Regions from separate parts of the Homo sapiens genome. Here region 1 is linked to region 2. A link is an interaction called in ENCODE POLR2A ChIA-PET data of the cell type or tissue named here. Cell type or tissue: MCF 10A. All regions are shown on one strand. Each heading gives the region's core, and the rest is flanking DNA. Links, peaks and the distances in the headings are about the cores only.

What was found. ChIA-PET counts read pairs that join two places held together with the same protein. Peaks named below come from ENCODE experiments on the same cell type or tissue, not always from the same donor. Only the 100,000 strongest peaks of a DNase experiment are listed, where the experiment ranks them.
Region 1: POLR2A ChIA-PET joins it to region 2 with 5 read pairs; 5 of 35 experiments call an interaction of 5 or more read pairs at or near these places.

What each region holds. Positions count from the first base shown.
Region 1 is chr3:197,314,982-197,319,389 of GRCh38, reverse strand. No RefSeq gene overlaps it. Among named protein-coding and RNA genes, the nearest start is that of DLG1, 19 kb to the right of the region's middle. In MCF 10A, for the core only: no CTCF peak of the experiment used is centred there; a DNase peak (open chromatin) is centred at 1,969.
Region 2 is chr3:197,254,661-197,259,068 of GRCh38, reverse strand. All of the region lies in intron 4 of DLG1 (discs large MAGUK scaffold protein 1), which reads left to right. Among named protein-coding and RNA genes, the nearest start is that of MIR4797, 37 kb to the left of the region's middle. In MCF 10A, for the core only: a CTCF peak has its summit at 2,036 (motif pointing left); a DNase peak (open chromatin) is centred at 2,038.

The DNA of each region.
Region 1 (4,408 bases), core at 167-4,166, 60 kb before region 2:
AGACAGAAACTCAGGCTTACCTAAGGAATGAAGAGTTCTGAAAATGGTAGATAGGTGGGTAAATATAAAAGATTTTTTCCGATTTTTACTATATTTAAATTTAAATGGCCTGTTCTAAGCAAAGTTAATAATGACATATTGTGGATTTTGCAATAAATAGGAATCTAAAATGTACAGCATTGATATGAAGGACCTAAGAAGGAAAATGGAAATACACTGATGTAAAGTTTTTATACTATGCTTGAAGTGCTAATATTATTTGAAGGTGGGTTGTGGTAAGTTAAAAATACATATTACAAGCCCTATAGCAACCACTAAAACATAAAACAGAATTATAGCTAGTAAGGGAACAGTGGAGATAAAATAGAATCCTAAGAAATAAATCACTTACTCCAAAAGAGGTCAGGAAAAGAAGAGGTAAAGGAACAAAGAACAGATGAGTCAAGCAGAAAAAAAAAAAAGAAGTAAGCTTGTAGAGTTACACCTAACTATATTATGTTATAGTATATTATATTAATTGATTTAATTATATTAAATGTAATCAGTGTAATTATATTACATGTAAATAGTCATAACATCCTGATTAAAAGGCAGATATTATCATAATGGATAAAAAGGCAACATTCAACTTAATACTTTCTACAAAAAAAGGAGTTTAAATATATGAAGACAAGCTGGTTAAAAGTAAAAAAGGTAGAAAGAGATACATTACACACTGACTATAAGAAAACTGGAGCAACAATATTAATATCAGACAAAATAGATTTCAGGACCAAGGGTATTACAGTAATAAAGACGGGTATTTCATAATGTAGACGAGTTAATTCAGCAAGATGTAACAATTCTAGATGGATGTGCAGTTAATAACAAAGCTTTAAAACACATGAAACAAAAACTAACAAAGGGCAAAGGGCAATTAGAGGAATTCACATATAGTTAGAATTTTCCACAAAGTCCTATTTCAATAATTGATAGACAAAGTAAATAGAAAAACAATAGCAATAGAAAACATGAACAAGTTACAAAAAACCAGTTATAGAAAACATGAAGAACACTATCACCCAATTTGACTCATTACGTTTTCTAGAACAATATTTCCCAAAACAGCAGAATACACGTTCTTTTAAAGTACACATTGAACATTCACCGTCTCTGATCACAACAGAATTAAAATAGAAATTAATAACTGAAGATATATGGAAATCCTCAACCATTTGGAGTTTAACAACATAACTACTAAATAACCCGTTGGTAACAGAAGAAATAACTAGGGAGACTTAAAAAATATTTGAACTGAACGATATGAGCCTACACTTTACTAGAGAAGCCTCTAATTACCTTCTTTAATCAGCCGAGGGATCAGAGAAGGCTATTTTCTCTCTTAACTTGTTCACTAGCCCATTTCATGTACCCTTCTCCCCAGGATAAAACAGAGGAACAGTGTTACTTAGGTCCTTAACACCTAGTAGTAAGGATTACTATGTATCAGGCAGTGAGCCTGCGCCAGGTACAGTGCTAATTACTTTACCGACATTATCTCATCCAATCCTCACAACATTCCACTGAGATGGGAGGTCTTGTTACACATTTTGCAGGTAAGGAAATGGAAGTGCAGAGAGGTTGACTTGTTCAGATCACAAAATTAGTATCCTGGTGCCAACATTCCAGTCCAAGCAGGATGACGCCGGAGCCCACACGTTTGACACCATGCCATACCAGCACCACAAAGGGCATCGCACAATTCTAGGGGAAAGAAGGAGGGCTATTTATATTTTATGTACTAGGTTTTGGCTACAAAATTCCCTCTTATTAAATCATAGTTTTAGCTACTTTCCAAAAACCACGACTACCTCTTTCTGGTTTGAAAAAGAAGCTTGGAAAAGTCTCCACTATGCTTACTTACTACAAGACCTCAAGGACTGGTTAAGATGAGTCATCCGCAGCTTGAAAAGCAATGTACTTGGAACTAGAAGACACTGATTATCAGCTCTGTTGCCTCAGGCAAGTCACTTCTCTGGGCCTCGATTTCTTCATGTGTAAACCAGGGAAAACAATAACTAACTATAAGGAATATGTAAGAAAACATAAGTGGAAGTGGTTTGTAATCTGAAAAATAATATATGAATTTGAAGGAACTTTTTATGTTTACTGAGGGAGGACCATTTAAAAATGGATTTGATATTACTTATATTAATTTAAAATTTAAGCAGCAAGATCTGATCATTCACTGTGTTTACTGTCAATGATGACTTATATAACACTTTCACTTCTGAATAAGAATTTTGGTATAAAGATTTATTTTCTTTGAGGGTAAAGTTTAAAAAGACTAGAGAGTACTTAAGCTGCCAGCCTTTGCCCTGCTTATACAGAGTGCTGGCAACAGAGGCTGATGCTTCATAAAAATAAACCTTTAGAAGTTTGTACATATACCATAACACTATGCATCAATATTTTTAAAATGTACACCTCTTAATCCAGTAATTTCACTTCCAAGAATTCATCTTATGGATAAACATTTGTTTATCTAGCATGGTTTTTCATAATGGAAATCTGGAAGCAACCAATTTAATAAGTATGGCCATTTGATAAAACACTCTATGGATGATAAAAAAACTATTCTGTAAAAGATTGGTTTCTTATTTACCTGAGAAATTATTAATTTGGGGAAAATAAGTACTAAAAAGCAAAGTTTTAAAAGGAGGCTACAAAAATAGAATGACCATCAGCAATTGATCCAGCAATTTCACTTCTGGGTGTATACCCAAAAGAATTAAAGGTAGGGTCTTGAGGAGATAATTTGTCCACACATGTTTATAGCAACCAACAATAAAAACAACCCAAATGTCCATCCATAGATGAATGGATGAACAAAATGAGGTACATACATACAATGGAATTTAATTCAGCCTTATAAAGGAAGGAAATTCTGATACGTGCTACCACATGGTTGGACCTTGAGAACATTATGCTAAGTGAAATAAGCCAGCTACAAAGAAGACAAATACCGTATTAGTCCACGTGCATGAGGCATCTAGAGCAGTGGAATTCCTAGAGGCGGAAGGTAGAACAGCGATCGCTCGCAGCGGGGAGAGGGAGGAATGCAGAGACACTGTTTAATGTGTGTACAGGTTCAGTTTTGCAAGATGAAAGAGCTCTGGGGATCGGGTGCACAACAATGGGAATGTACATAACACTGCTGAACTGTACACTTAAAGATGGGTAAGGCCCAGCGCGGTGGCTCACGCCTTTAATCCCAGCACTTTGGGAGGCCGAGGCAGGTGGATCATGAGGTCAGGAGTTCAAGACCAGCCTGGCCAAGATGGTGAAACCCCATCTCTACTAAAAGTACAAAAATTAGCCAGGCATGGTGGCAGGCACCTGTAATCCCAACTACTCAGGAGGCTGAGGCAGGAGAATCTCTTGAACTCGGGGGGGCAGAGGTTGCAGTGAGCTGAGATCACGCCAGTGCAGCACTCCAGCTGGGGTGACAGTGAGATTCTGTCTCAGAATAAAAAAAAAAAGGGTAAGATGGTGTATTTTATATCTATTTTACTATAATTTAAATTTTTTTTAATTTACAAAGATAATGAAGAGTTAATGAGGCAGATAGGAAGGAGTGTTTTAGGCCCCCCAAAAAATGATGTTAAAAAATATGGCAGCACGGAAGAGCATGGTACATTCCGGGAACTGGATAGGAGTTTTTACGGCTGGATGTGCCAGACAAGATTGGGACTTTATCTAGAGAAGCAGCATTGAGTTGATTTGCTTAAGGTCACTCATGAAATTGTGGGCAGAACACCGACAGGATCACTCAGACCTGATTCCCAGCTTGGAAGGTGTATGTCTGTGTAGACATGTGATGTATGTTTAACAATCATCATAAATGGGAAACATCTAAATAAAACGCCGGTATCACAACATTTAACATTTGACGCATTAACTGAGTTGTAACATACATCTTCCCGGGGGTAAATATCCCTTGTATAGATCCTTAATTTTCTGTCATTATCATGCACCAAGCCTTTTTGAAGCTATAAAATAAATGTAAATTCCTTAAAAAAAGCAGACTACAAAATAACATGTATGATACTATTTTTCTAAGAAACATATATATATATATATGCATGGAAAATACTAGACATATCTACAGCAAATGTTAGTTGGCTGTTATCTTTGGCTTGTGTGAGTTTGGTTAATTTTTTTTTTCTTAGTGCTTTTCTGTTTTCTAATGTTTCTTCACTGAGCACATAAACTAGAAGAAAATATTAAAGAAAAAGGAATTCTTAGGTGCACCCCATAAAATGGCAGATCTTTAAAGAATGCTTTGGTAATGGTGTCAATCACTTCTTTTGATTCCAAGAAGTAATAATCCTCATATAGGTGAGCTTGGATCTGCAGAAGGAGCTGG
Region 2 (4,408 bases), core at 333-4,332:
TTTGAAATGATCTATCTCCTCTCTCTGCTCCATCTTCCTTGATAGACTTTGAATTTTTTTACATTGACTCTTTTAGCAAAAGAGGGTCTATTTTGCTTAAAAAATTAGATGTAATCATTATCCTAAAGTATTTATAAATTTTTATTATATAACTGTTAAAGCAAAAATAGAGAAGGATGTAGGTTGGAAATTAGAAGCCTAAAACATTGTTTGTAGTTGCTTTTGAAAAAACTAAATTAAAATAATTTGTTCTATTATTAGAAATAAACCCTTTGAACATATTTAACCAATGGCTCTAGCAGGAAGAGCAAAATTCTTGATTTTCTTTTGAACTAAAGGCTGCGGTGTGTACCCCATCCCTTGTTCTTTTCTCCCTTTTCTGGTCTTAGAGAGCTTTGTGATTCTATATGTGTTTTAAAAGTCTGACAGTGTAGTTGATGTAATTTTATCATGTTAATACTAAAACACCTTTCCAAGTGAAATTTTTTTCATCATCCGCCTCCCCTCTCTCCCACTTGTGTAGGCACGGTGAACTAGGTAGGCACGTTGCATCATTGCTACCATGGATACCCTTAAGTACAGGCATGTGGGTTGAGCTAAAGCAATGATGATTAGTTTTTTGGTTGTTCCCCCCCGCCCCCCCATAACTATATGTTCTTCACAATGAAGAATCTGACTTTAAAACGTTTGCAAATGACAAGGTTGTGAGATGTGATGACTAAACCATCACTGCTACTGAACTGCCAAATCTTGGTCTCCATTTACAGTAGTATTAATGCCATTTACTAATTTAAGGCTGTCATAAATAGCTCTGTATTCCTTTTCTGATTAATATGTTTTAAATCCAAGTGTAATGTTTGTTTTGTTTTGCCTTTTAGTGAAAATGAAAATGTACTTCTCTTCGAGTTAAAAAAAATACTCTTCTGGATTTAGATATTTTGTGGGACAAAAAGATGCTAGTGAGCATTTCTAGCATGGCAGCGTTTCTGATTATTGTTCATACACTTATATACATTTTTATGTACTTTAATCAGCTTGGTTACAGTATTTTGTGCTTTTCCACATAATGTCTAAGAGAGATTTATTTTTGTGTTTGTAAGTTCTTGTGTTCTTAGCTAGCTGCTTTGCAAACATGTCCGTTGAGGTGGAGTTAATATTGTTAGAGGCCAGGCAGTGAAGTGTCATTTTTGTCAGGCTCGTAATCACTGTAGGAAAATTAACTCAGAGCATAAAAGGCCCAACAAGAGTGATTTAGGATTATTGTTATATATGGTATATTTTCTTATGTTAGCAATAAAGCACTCTGCTTAAACCGCAGCTGAGGGCATTTCGTGTTCTTTAGCATGGAGGTTTCCCAGCTGTCAAGTAACTTCTGAGAGTAACTTTAGTACCAGAATTTCTTGTAATAGGATCATGTCTTTCTTTAAGTTCAGGTGTTTCATTAAGGCAAGCTGGAGATAGGAATAAAAGGATTATGAAAGAGAAGGAGCTTGAAAGATGCTTTTACCCATACCTGTTTCTGCTTTGTCAGCCTCTTTTTGCTGCCTTTATTTTAGATTTTAGAGTGATGCTTTGCCTTGTCTTCTGAAACAGTTCCCTGAATCTCCTACTTGCCAAAAGTTCATGATTCTTTTGGTGATTCTTTATATGGGTAAAGAAAATGTATGCCCGTGTGTGGGGATGTTTGTCATTCCAGTGGGTGCCCAGCAAATTTGTTTTAACATAACTGATAGAATTTTAGGAATTAAGTCACCAGAGAACTGTTGAATTGTTTTGGTTTATCAGTTTGGGAATTATGAATACAAAATTTGACTCCTTTGGGTAAAACAGCTATCTTTTATTTAAATATTCATATTTATATTAGGGTACTTTCACTTGTAGGTTGTATTAAAATTGTATGTTAGAAGCTTTGAAAGGGGTATTAAATATGTTAAAAGAAAGTCTCAGTACAGGTATTTCAGATTTTTTAGATTTTTTTTAAAAGACTTCAAATTTTTTAAGTTAGGTTTTAATAGTGAATAGAAATGCTGCCCTCTACTGTTGGCTGATTGTTTGACTGCCACGTAAAAATGTTCAGTAACCTGTAATAGAATTTTTTAGTGTAGATCATATTACTGTGTTGAAGTATAATTATGTTAAACGTTTTCCTTATAATTTAGTTAAGTTATAATCAAGTGTTTCCTAATAATGCTAACTACTATTAAATAAGTTCATTACCATTTTGGCTTTTAGAAAAACTTGAGTCCTGGAGAAAGTTTCGTTTAGTCTTAGCTCCTCATTTTATATGGTGAGGTTTTAGTACTTCCTAGATTGATCCCTTATGGTTGTGTGACTGAAAGCTCGTATTGATAACTTATAACCAAACTATAGGTAAAGATACATTTTTCTAAACTAATTATTTTTAGTTTATGCTATGTAAAATGTCTGAACTTCTGAAACTTATGTTTTACATGTAAAAAAATTTGGAATTTAAATCACTATTAAATCTTTGCATGTTTATTAAAATGAGGCACTGCTTTAAAAAGTAGTACTGTTGAGCAAATTTAAACCTCTGATTGATGTTTTTCACCGTGAGTGGAGGGATTAGAAGAGACGGTTTTAAAGATTCCTTTTAGCTTCGCTGAGTGCCTACTGTGTGTGAAGTACTGTAGAAAATAAACACGGAAAACAAAGGCTATTATAGTTCTTCCTTTAGATCAGGAGTTGGCAGACTATGGCCAGTGGGCCAAATTGGGCCACACTCACTCATTTACTTACCTTGTATGGCTGCTTTAGTGCTACAGTGGCAGAATTGGGTAGTTGCAGCAGTGAGCATATGGCCTGCAAAGCTGAAAATACTTACTCTCTAGACTTTTACAGACAATGTTTGCTAACCCCTGCCCCAGATGAACTTCTCATCTAGTGCAGAAGATATATCTAAAAAGAATCATTTTAAACAGATTTTTATAGGACACATAGAATGCCAAATAAAGCTAGCATGTCATTAAAATATGCTTTCTTTATTAGCGCCATTCTTCCTGTTCAGTAGTATCTTAACATCATCTAATAATTCCCAAAGATTCTTGTTTATTGGCCATTTGCAGATATCGTACCTCACAGCCTGGTTATTTTCATCATCATCATTATTTTTTCTGTGTGAACTGCACAAATCTAAGTACGCAGCTTGATGCCTTTTTATAACTGCAATCACTATCCATAGAAAGACACAAAACATTTCCAGTACTCCAGAAAGACTCCCATTAGCTCTTTCCAAGACAGCCCACCCTCCCCAGAGATAATCTTTTTTTTTTTTTTAACTCATATCACTATAGATTAGGTTTGAACGTCATATAAATGGAATCATGCAGTATATATGATTAATTATGGCTTCTTTTACTCAGTATCTGTGTTACTGTGCGTGCTGGTAGCTTGTTCCTTTTTATTGCTGTGTAATATTCCATGGTGGGAATTTGAATTGTTTCTACTTTTTGGTTGTTATGAAGAAAGCTGTGTAAAACATTTTATACAAGTCCTTTTGTGTACATATCCACTAATTTCTCTCAAATATATACCTGGGAGGTAGGATTTTTAATTCACATTGTAGAGCCCTTACCACAAAGTTTTTGTTTAATAGGACAAAGCAGGAGGCAGGAATCAATGACACACTTTCACTTACTTTATAAGTTCACCTAGTCCCCTGCTTCATTACAAAGTGGTGACTTTACATTTTTTCATAAGCACTGTGATTAAGGCAACCTACGTTTTGACTAAATCAAACAGGTTTTATTTCCAATGCCACCTCTTATTGGTGTTGGTGTCTAGAGGTCTTTGCTAAGAATTCTGATAACAAGTTGAAAGTGCTGTGATTGTCTAGTAGTCTTTGCTGTGTTGAGGGATTAGAGATGTGTGGGGGAGGCATGTGACAGAAGAATGGGATCATTTTTATTTAATATATTTGAAAAATTCTTACATATTGAATATAGTGCATTTAAAATTACCTCATTGCTTGAACAGGTCATAGATTTTTTTTTTTGAGACAGAATCTCGCTCTTGTCACCCAGGCTGGAATGCAGTAGCGTGATCTCGGCTCACTGCAACCTCCACCTTCCAGGTTCAAGTGATTCTCCTGCCTCATCCTCCTGAGTAGCTAGGATTACAAGCACGTGCCACCACGCCCGGCTAATTTTTTTTTCTTTGTATTTTTAGTAAACGTGGGGTTTCACCACATTGGCCAGGCTGTCTTGAACTCCTGACCTCAGGAGGTGATCCACCAACCTCTCAAGGTGCTGGGATTACAGGCATGAGCCACCACGCTCAGCCTTTGAATAGGTCATAGATTTCTTAATTTCATTTATTGTATTTTTAACTTTTAGAATGTCTGTTTGCTCTTTTTAGAGTTTCTATTTCTCTTAAATTTGATATTGCATCT